Regions from separate parts of the Mus musculus genome. Here region 1 is linked to region 2. Evidence: chromatin loops called from intact Hi-C (ENCODE). Cell type or tissue: left cerebral cortex. All regions are shown on one strand. Links, peaks and the distances in the headings refer to the core of each region. The heading gives the core; the rest is flanking DNA. Region 1 overlaps Pcsk5 (proprotein convertase subtilisin/kexin type 5). Region 2 overlaps Pcsk5 (proprotein convertase subtilisin/kexin type 5).

Region 1 (5,389 bases), core at 334-5,333, 290 kb after region 2:
AATAGAGCCTTCTTCGTCTACCACTGAGCTGTTAAGCATGCTCACTTCTGTCTCTTTTCCTGAACCTGACCCCAGCCCTGTCCTCCAGCTCCTCCAAACCCTTTACCATCTACTCTCATACCTTTCACATCCTTTTATTTAAAATCCTTCAGACCTTCAGAGTGAGGAATGTGACATATTTCTTCCAGAAAATTCTCTCCATAGCTCTTCTTCATTCTATCTGTCTTTCTCGAACTCATCTTTTGGTTTTCAACCTTTACTTTCACGAAGGCATCCTCCCATGGATTTCTGTTATTATGCCCCCTACTCAAGTGCACTTGCAATCTATTCACATCTTAGAACTCTGTTCCCTGCTTGCCATCCCGTTAATTTAATTATATGATCATGTGACACGAGCACATGAGCATATGAGCACATATCTTATAGGTCTTTTTATCTGCTGCCTTGCCCCAGAGACACTGAATTCCACACTATACTAGGGAATGAGTGACCTCTATAGCCCTAGCATATATTTGTTGGCCAGTGAGATGGCTCCGAGTGTCACCGTGCTTACTGCCAAGCCTGAGTTCAATCCCTGGGACCCCATGACAGTGAAGGGGGAGAAGCAACTCCTCCAAGTTGTCCTCTGGCTTCCACATGCATGCTGTCATGTATGTGTGCATGAAGGCACAATCATATACATATGAATGTAATTTTTAAATGTACAATATATAATTAAAATATGTAATAGTGTGAGATCCTCAAAAATGTCCATGTGGAATAAAGGAATCTGAGAATAGGACTAGGCACTGTAGCCTGAGTGATAAATAAGATGTATTCCCAACTGGGACAGATTGTTAATGTTCACTGTATCGCAACCTGATAATCTTTGTAAAGCCACTACAGCTATTATTAGCAGCACAGGAGACAAGCCCCCACTCTGGCAGAAGAACCTGAGGGTAGAAACAAACAATTCTTCATATAGTCACACAATGGGGGAACTGCTCCGTGACCCTACCTCCCTCATGGCTCTTAATTCTGGCTCTTTACCATTTCTAAGAGTGTGCTGTGGGTCTGATTCTGCTGTTGGTTACTCCCACTGCCTCTTTCTCATAGTGACTGCTTTCTTTCTGTGCTTGATATGTTTCAACTTCTGCACTGGGGTTGTAGGTCAACAGTAGAGCATTTGCCTCGCATACATGAAGACCTGGCATTGAGGGAAACCTTTATACTGTGTCCATTTTCCTTGAAATTTTAGAAATGAAAAAGAATCTATTGACATGACAGTTGAAATTACATTTTTTTTCTGGGAGCATTCACAGCTGTTCCTATCAGTTGCCTTGCAATCCTACTGACCCAGAACTGCTGTGCACTTGTTTCCTTTGGTTAGATTCTAGAATGCGAAGCTAGCATGAATCTGAGTATGCATCTTTGTAAAATCCAGAGCTTCAGAGGGACCCTTTGTGCTCTTCTTCTGGTCTGACCTACCCAATGTCAAAGCCAAGGCCCAGATGGATTTCGCTGACTCCTACTAGTTTTCATTTATCCTTAAGCTAACTTCATAGTTCTTGGGTTCCTGAGTACTGTATTTTATCTGGAAACCCTAAGTAGAAGAATGCTTCAAATTTTTCCCATCAAGAAAGAGAGATAAAGGGCTGAGGAGATGGTCCAGTCGATGAGAGCACTTGGTGCTCAAGCATTGAGACCTGAGTTCAAGTCCCAAGAACCCACAGAAAAGCACCAGGCATGGTCATGAGCACACCTGTAACTCAAGAGCTGGCGGTGGTAGGCAGAGACAGGGAGATCTGAGACTTCTCAGCTTCCAGAGTAGCACTGGGTTCAATGAGAGACTCTGTCTCAGGGAACAAAAAGTGGAGTGAAGGGGCAGGACACCCACCCCCCAGTGTCCTCTTCTGGGCTCTACTCAAATGAATACACATGTGAGCATACACTGCACATCACAGACATACAACACATACACGCACACACACACACACACACAGAGAGAGAGAGAGAGAGAGAGAGAGAGAGAGAGAGAGTTTTAAGTATGAGGGAAGAAAAGGAAACATCACACTTTGCTTTCTTTCAGGCCCTAAACTAGATCAGAAGTATGTATGTTTCCCATCCCATCATTCGACACACATTAGCTTCGTGCTTGCCAACCTTGGTCATTACTGTCCTCTCCCCACCAGCTGCAAATTCCATGAGGGTAAGGACTGCAGACCACACAGGCACTCCTTAGCCTCTCACAGCAGGGTGTAGCTGGAATACATGACTTGTTAATTGCTTCTTCTTTCTCTAAATCCAACACACAGCTGACTCCTCCTTCTTTCTTGCCCACTTAGGGCTCAAGCCAGCCCAGAAAGTCATTTCAATCCTTCATCCTGTCCCCAACATCGTGTCCCAAAATGTTAGTTCTTTGAAGTCCCCCAAGTTTGAATTTTCTTATCACATTCTTAATTTATTTACCTCTGATTATTTCTTCTGATATATCTTTCTCTAAAACATGCATCCCAAGAGTGGTACATGGTGCCCTAGTTGAGTTTGGCTGGATGTAATAGTTGTAAATACTCCTACTGTTAAACAGGTCATTCCCCACTTAGAACTCATAGGATCCTTAGGTTTCTATATGCAGATCATATCACATTGGGGCTTTTATACAAAAGTCTCCGTTAGAAGGTGAATCTCTTATTCTGGTCAGTACAATTCTATGTGTGCTAGTGGTTAGCTCAGTGGTGGCTTTTTGCCTACCATATATGAGGCCATGGGTTTAATGATCAGCAAGGTAGAGGGGCTTGGGTGGAGGAGTAAGAATGACAATTTGATCTGGTCGTGCCATGACCTTGACCTCATTGCCTGCCTCTCATTTGATCCAGTCCAGCCCTAGTGGTTGCTGCTACCACATTTCCTTTTCTTCTTCTTCCTCCTCCTCCTCTTCCTCCTCCTCCTTCACCTCTCCTTCCCCACCCCCCCAACTCCAGACTCTCCCTGATCTTCCAACCCTCTTGATGCTCCTGCCTCATCTTCTCAAGTGCTGGGATTACAATCATATGCCACTGTACCTGTTTCCTATTGCTGTTCCTTAAATGGGTCTGACCTCTGTCTGTAGGATTTCTGCAGCTAGCTCCTGCTAAAATTCCAGTCTCTAATCAAATGGTTGGTTCTTGGATGGCATTTTCTCTCACTAGCTCATTGAGATGAGAGTCTCTCTTCTCTTCCCACATCCTTTCTAATCTTTATCTAAATGTCTAAATTTATTTGTGAGCTTTCCTTTTCCACAAGTGCCAAGGCGATCTCCTTAGTAGTGAGCCTACAGGAAACAAAACCTCTGTCTTCACAGAGCTTGCTTTCTACTGTCCATGGCATGCGTTTGTTGAAAAAATAATTATATTTTACTTGCCCTACGAATAATTACCTGTGTTTTGAAAATGAGCATGTTCTATTGCATGATTCAGAAACAGGTTACTACATACACTGCTTAAGATATTGCCTGCATTTTAAAAAGATTTATTTATTTATTTTATGTATGTGAGTACCCTGTAGCTATATAGATTGTTGTGAGCCTTCATGTGGTTGTTGGGAACTGAATTTTTAGAACCTCTGCTCGCTCTGGTCAACCCTGCTCACTCCGGTCAGACCCACTCGCTCAGTCCCTGCTGGCTCTACTCCAAAAATTAATTTATTATTATGCATAAGTACACTGTAGCTGACTTCAGACACACCAGAAGAGGGTGTCAGATCTCATTATGGGTGGTTGTGAGCCACCATGTGGTTGCTGGGATTTGAACTCAGGACCTTCTGAAAAGCAGTCAGTGCTCTTACCCGCTGAGCCATCTCGCCAGCCCTATACCTGCTTTTAAAACTGTTGCCTTCCACTGAAATGTAAGCTATGAAATAAATGAACAGATGCATGGACACACGGCACAGTGAGTGAGCCTTCTAGGGCTCAGTATGTAAATATCCATTACTTCTGCCTGTTAGGGCTCGGGAAGCATGGGGATCCACAAGGACCTTGCCTGTCATGGCATTCCATCCCCGGAATTAGAGGACATGATAAAACCTGGAGCCCATGGAACACCGAACCCTCTTTCCACCATCATTATTTATTCTGCTCTCTTCTACTACTGTGCCTCTCCAGGGGGGTTGTGCCCCACTGTCAGCTGCACAATTTGCATCCCTGCCAATTCAAATATTTATTCATTGTCCGTGGACACCAGTGAAGACAAGATGATTGAAAAGCATCAACAGTCCCTCTAACCAAATATTTTGTATTCCAACACCATTGAACCTTCCGGAAAAGCCAGCATGGCAGAGCTGTCAGAAGATCTACTTTGTATTTGAATGATATTTGAAGCAACTCTAAGTACAAGGCCAATTTGAATTTATGTATCTCTTAGTGCTGTCTGGCCCTTATAATTAGTTACACTCTTTGGGCATATAAATCTCTTAACCAATCTGTTATTCTTGGTAGGCTGAAAACTGTCAGGGACTCTCTTGTCAATGTGACAGCATTGTGTGATAACTAAATACGAATTTACTCAGGAAGAATATACATTATTGACAATTTGCTTAATTATCTCTCTAAGCAGCTGAAGTATTGATTTCTTCCAGCGCTGCTTCTGCCCTCAGAGAGAGCCTTGGGACATCTCAGCAGGGCAGATAGAGTAGACACGCAGGAAAGAAATGGTTAAAACATGTTTGGCCTGAGGACAGCCCTAGTCTCATTAGTGAGTCTGAGGCGGTACCAGCTGTAACCCCAGTTCCCAGCCATCTACTTCCTTTGCAGAGTCCTATCAGAAAGATAAGCCTTTTCAAGATGAATTTTGTCTGAAGAGTTTGTACAGGCATCTGTGTCTCTTTGGACTCCACCTCTAGGAAGAGCACTGGCGTTGTGGAAATTAACAAGTGTTGAGGGACAAAGTGGGAGATGAGAAGGTAGGCGTGGATGTGGGAGATGAGAAGGTAGACGTGGACATGGGAGAAAGGGGGAATCGGTAGCAAAACCAAATGACAACTGACTGGAAAGATCTGTGGAGACAATGTTTCAAACGTGTGGTGGAACAGGACTTATTTTGGGGTGTGGTCCTGTATGTGTCAGTGCGTGTTTGTCTTCTCTTGTGGGTGGGTGTCCATAGTAGCCAGAAACCAACATCAGATGATTCCTTTTACCAGTTCTAAACCTGTTTATTACACTTTTTAAAAACATTACTTTATTGACCTGGTGCATGTGCATATGTATATGTATCCTAGCCTAGGCAGTTTCTGTCTTTTCTGATGTTTTGATTGGGGGAGGGCAGTTATTATGCTTTTAAACAAAGACTCCCTACTTTTCCAAGTTGCGCTCCAGGACTTCCTTCTCAGCATCTTCTTTCTCAGCATCTTGGGCAGCTGGTTCTACGAGCACATGCCC
Region 2 (5,389 bases), core at 252-5,251:
TATCCAAAGCTCCATGGGCAGTTAATCCTTGAAAGGAAATGGGGTGGGGGTGGAAATTATCAGAGAAGGAAACTAATTTTAATAATCATGGAAACAGAGGGAACATGGTTGTGAGGAGAGGGGCATGAGTAATAAAAAAGACCAGAGGAAACTTTGAAACTCCAAAAATTGCAAATTAAATCTCGATATTCAGGCTAGTTTATGCTTTTTATTTGTCACAAGACTGGTCCTGTTTTATTATTTCTAAAAATTATATACATGAAAAAGGAAGCCAGTTTTGAGCAGTAGCCATCCTGGGCCTCCCATTATTTTCTGTTCATTCCCTCGAGACAGTGTCCATCTGATTACCTGCTAGGATTACAGTTCTACTATAAAAATCACAATATTCCTAAACAGGTGATCTGGGAACATGAGCTTTAATTTGAGACATAGTCCTTCCAGTCAAATGTGGGACATCTGGTCGACCTTATCTATGGTAAGTGAAGGTCTGTCCACCAGCAAGTTCATGCCTGTCCTATGAGGGCAATGGAGATAAATAAACAATTGCATGGATTTAAAAGTGGGGAGGGTTCAAATGGTGCATCAACAACAAACAGAAGAACTAAGTGTCCACTCTTGTAGAAGCTATCGCTGTTATTAGACTGAATTGAGGCCTGATGATTGAGCTGAGTCTGAAGTTCAGGCCTCCCAACTGCATTTGGCACCATTTTACAGCCTCACCTGTACACTCTCCATGTGAAGAACACAAGATTCCACTGCTGCAAAATGTGATTAAAGCACCAGAGAGAAATCCAAGAAATTTAAGGCCATTTAATCAGTCAGCATTACCAACATATTCTTTACAATTACTTCATTAAATATTGATAGTTTAAATTTATTTTCTCACATAATCATTCAAGTTGGATTCTCAAGGACATCTGTCATTGGTCACATGGAGCCATTGTGTACTTGGTACATAGCTAGAACAACTGAGGTAAACTGGAGTTTTAATTTTACTTATTTTCATTGCCTCTATGTTTTAAACCTGACTTGATTGTTATTAGGAAATGTTTAGGCACATTTGACACAGTTGGACATGTGAATGTATTATTTCAATGTCTCATGAAATCTAAATTCAAAGAAAGTTTTCTAATGGAAATTTGGCACCCAAATTGAGAGGTGCTATGTGTAAAATGAATGTCTAAGTTTGAAAACTTGGTACCAGAATAGGTCTCACTAATGAGTTCTATATTGCTTACATATTAAGGTGATGATATTTTGGATGTATTGAGTTAACTAAAGAATATTACTAGTCATCTCACTTGATTATTTTCTATAAATGTGATTACTAGCAAAGTTAAAATGACATGTGGCTTATATTCTCTTTTTTGCTGACTAGCACTGGTTCAGGAATTAATTATCTACAATGTCCCTAACCGTGCACTTCCTAATGTTGTGCCTGGAAGGTTGCTAACCCACCAGGGGTAAACTAGGCATTCAAAGAAGGGATGAAAAATAGGCATAAATAATCTTCATTTTGCTAAGTACAAGCAAGCAAATATATGGATTACTGCTTGAATAATTGGATGTGGGGGACTATGTTTAGAATGTTCAAGAAGACTCACTGGGTATGGCTGAGCTGGACCTATGGGCGCACATGGTTGGGAGGCATGATGAAAAGTTTATCAGTCAAAAATTCTCTTTAGGATTAATACAACCTTAAATGGTAGGTGTGTAGCGATCCTTGGCCTCAAAGTCAAAAGAAGGCTAGGAATAAGGTGCTCTGCCCGGGGCAAGGCATAGTAAATTGAAAGTGTGGATCCATCTGGGCGAGAGAGCTAGGCAATCAGGGACCACATGGAGTGAGAGCTTGTTGCCAGATTCATCACCCTAAAGCCAGCTGGATGTTGAGGGTTAGAATGTGACAGGGTGGTTCTTCCAGAAGAATCAAAGCACTTTCCTTTTGACAGCTGTTGTGCAGCAGAATATATAACATAGCTTTTAAATTGTGATTTGTGTTTTTTTCTGTGCCCAGTTCCACCATGCCTCTGAACCTAGAAATGGTCCTGGTGCATTGGGATAGATAATTTTATTTACTCATTGAGCTCTCAGTGGAGACTTGAGGGCTAGCCAAAAACCAGAATTTGGGGTGAGATCACATAATTTGGTCCATCTGTTGGCAGTGGCGACATCAGCAGGTGTCAGGGAGCTGAAGACATTACACCTGACTGGCTGGCAAAAGCTGAAGTGGCATCAATGGAGATGCTAGGTGGCAGCAGAGTCTCAGTGGGCTTCCCACATGTCTAGAACTTCATCCTGTCTTGCTTCATCAGAGCTGGCATGTGTGATGGTTAATCACACAGGCTCTGAAGTGAAGTCTTGTCTGAATTCAGCCTTGCCAATTACTAGCTGTGGGAACGTGGGCAAAAAAGCCAATGTTTGTTTGAGTCCAGTTTCCTTTCATAATGATGTCATTTACATGATGCTAACCAAAGTCCTAGGACTCTTTATGGGGATTAAAGTACTCAATAAATTGAAGCTAAATTGTTGCTGGCATTGTATCCATTATTGCTTTTGCTTTTTTATTATTTAAAATTAAAGTTAGATGATCAGAGTAGGCTCAGAGGTTAGTGTTTAGGGAGACTTTACTCAGCACAGCCAATTGGGAATATCTACTAGCATACCATTCGGGAAAATAACATAATCTTGGCTCTTTCAGACAGCCGACTTTGGCAAACCCATGAAAATCACAGCTTTCCTCTAAAATTATTCTCAAATTTCTAATTCTAGCAATTTACAGTGAAAAATCTGAGGAGCCTTTGTGTTTAGGAAGGAGGAAAGATCTAGAGGTCTCATCCCCTGAATCATTTTGTTGACAGTGTCTACCACATGCAGCATCATGACATTATGTTTTTGCTTGTTTGTTTGTTGTGTTTGTTTGTTTGTTTGTTTGTTTTGGTTCTAGACCAACATAAGGAACTATAGACTTCATACCTGGCAGATGCTGGGGGTAGTATATGAACATTTGTTGAGTCCAATTTTAGTTTTTTATTAAAGAAGGTTTTTGGGGTTTTGTGGGGGGGTTGTTTTGTTTTTTAGGTGTGTGTGTGTGTGTATGTGTGTGTGTGTGTGTGTGAGAGAGAGAGAGAGACAGAGAGAGAGAGACAGAGAGACAGAGAGACAGAGAGACAGAGAGACAGAGAGAGAGAGAGAGAGAGAACTACAGCCTTAATTAGAAGTGGATTTACATCAGATAGTTTTATATCTTTATAGTTATATCAGTTAACATTTCTGAATCTACCTTTTTTTTTTTAATCTGGAAAATGGAAATAATATCCAACCTTTTCTTCCACTGAGAGGATTAAATGTGATGAAAATTTAGTACTTGTATCCCATTGTGGTTCTTTGTGGACAAATCCAATGACACTGGCTGGCTTAATGTTTCACTGTCTTGTGACAGCATTCCTAGTTGCATATATGGGTTTAAGATGGGCCGGTCTTAGATAACAGAAAAAAATCTACCCTAAAACCCATATTTATGTAGGTCAGCCCTTAACTGAGTAAAAGTCTATTACCAAGGCTCATCAAGCAAGTTGGGGTTCAAATAATTCATTTTATTGTAGTACTTTTTTTTCTTTTACAGAGATCCCCCACCCACACAAGGCAGTGAATATTTACATTTCTTGATGAATGTAGTCAAGGATTTGGGGAATGTTCTTACAACTTTCTTTCAGTATTCTCTCAGTGTACTCAAATATATTAAAGACACCTTGATATAAAAGCAATGAGTTAGCACAGAAATAAAAACCTGCCAACATTGCAGTGATTTCCAGTGTATGTAGCAGGCCCCACCGGAACTGTGTCCTTCATATAGCCTAGAAGATATGCTCAGTACCTGGTAGCATTTGTCTATGATACTTGATGGCTACTGAATGTTTGCATATTTATGGCATGCATATGGAATAAATACACAAATGCCAATGAATGACTAACATCAGGAGAATTTCAGCTTGACGAATGCCATTGTTAATGTATGGTTCATTTCAGCTTCACAAACTAATCATGCGTTCACTGTGCATCTGCTGTGTACATGCAGTATATTTCCAAAGGGCCCCATAATAAAATCATTTTAGGAAGACAGGGTTTATTTTTCATATTTTAATTTTTTTCTTGCCTTTACACATAGGATTGTTAATCCCTTTTGGCTAAATCCCAGGCTCAAGTGTTAGACAGAAATGGTAGTAGAATATGGGTCAAAGAGCTATCTTGAAAGGCGTAGGGGTTTTCTATCATGCACGTACAATTGTTCACCTTGATTCAAGTTCTTCACTTGAAGACAAAAGGTGGGCCCTGGAGGATCACTAAGATTCCCACCTAAAAAGCAGAGTCTGCTATAGAAAGCAAAAGGCTACCAGCTGAGGTCCTTCACAGATCATTGTAGAGTGCTGTGTTAGCCAAGGGTCTTCAGAGAAAACAGGTACCTCAAATGTGTTTAAGGAATGAGACTATGGAGGAGAACCTGGCACCTTGATTGTGGAAGCCAAAAAGCCTCATAACCTGCACTTTACTAGGTATAGACTCAGGACAGCTGGTGATTTACTACCACTCCAAATGTCTGAGAAGCCAGGGAGTCACTAGGATAAACCCCTGCCCAAGAGCTGAAAGAAACCTTAGCATCTATGCCCCAGCTCTGAAGACAGAAGGAATGGCCTTTCTTCTCTGATCTTTTGTCTTTTAAGGTCATTGATAGATTAAGTGGTACCCATTCACTCAGGCATGGCCAGGCATTCTTTTGATTGAATCTATAGACTCAAACACTAGTGTGCAGAACTGGTCTCATGGTACAACCAGAGGTAATAATCTAGATAGTCTCAGCTTAGTCAACTTGACATGCAAAATTAGCTGTACATGCTTATGAGTAAACCTTGTAGTAAGGTTGCTAAGGTATATTACAAGACTACGAATATCTCCAAGGCAAAAATCACCATTTTAGTTAAAGGCTAAATAGACAGAGGTACATCTTCTGGACCCATTGTCTGGCCAAATTTTCTTCCTAACTCTAGGAAGCCAGAGGTATTTCAGTACAACACCATTGCCAGAGTAGTGCCTAGCATCAAACAGGACATTTATGAATGGGTGTTGAATTAGGTTGATCTGAAGAATTTGTAAGGAACAACTATATCATAAAAGGTCTGAAAAACAATTGGTCTTAGAGTCTGGACAGCTGATGTAAGGGCTTGAATGTAAGCCTTACTATATTCAATATTCTTCCTGTGTAAACTGGTAAATTGATCAATTCAGCAAATACGGTGTGCCTGTGTTATCATCTAGGTTGTCCATCAAAGGCCAGAGACACAAAAGTAATAACATACTCCCTTTCTTCTTAGGGTGTATGATTCATGAAGAAGCT

The links. Hi-C counts contacts between places; a loop is a spot of excess contacts. Peaks named below come from ENCODE experiments on the same cell type or tissue, not always from the same donor. Only the 100,000 strongest peaks of a DNase experiment are listed, where the experiment ranks them.
Region 1: it touches region 2 in a loop (1.9-fold over the local background); 2 of 42 quality-filtered maps call a loop at or near these places.

The regions. Positions count from the first base shown.
Region 1 is chr19:17,481,617-17,487,005 of GRCm38, reverse strand. The region is part of intron 24 of Pcsk5 (proprotein convertase subtilisin/kexin type 5); the gene reads left to right. Among named protein-coding and RNA genes, the nearest start is that of Gm41813, 52 kb to the left of the region's middle. In left cerebral cortex, for the core only: no CTCF peak of the experiment used is centred there; a DNase peak (open chromatin) is centred at 3,215.
Region 2 is chr19:17,766,644-17,772,032 of GRCm38, reverse strand. The region is part of intron 2 of Pcsk5 (proprotein convertase subtilisin/kexin type 5); the gene reads left to right. Among named protein-coding and RNA genes, the nearest start is that of Pcsk5, 68 kb to the left of the region's middle. In left cerebral cortex, for the core only: a CTCF peak has its summit at 2,250; DNase peaks (open chromatin) are centred at 2,275 and 2,675.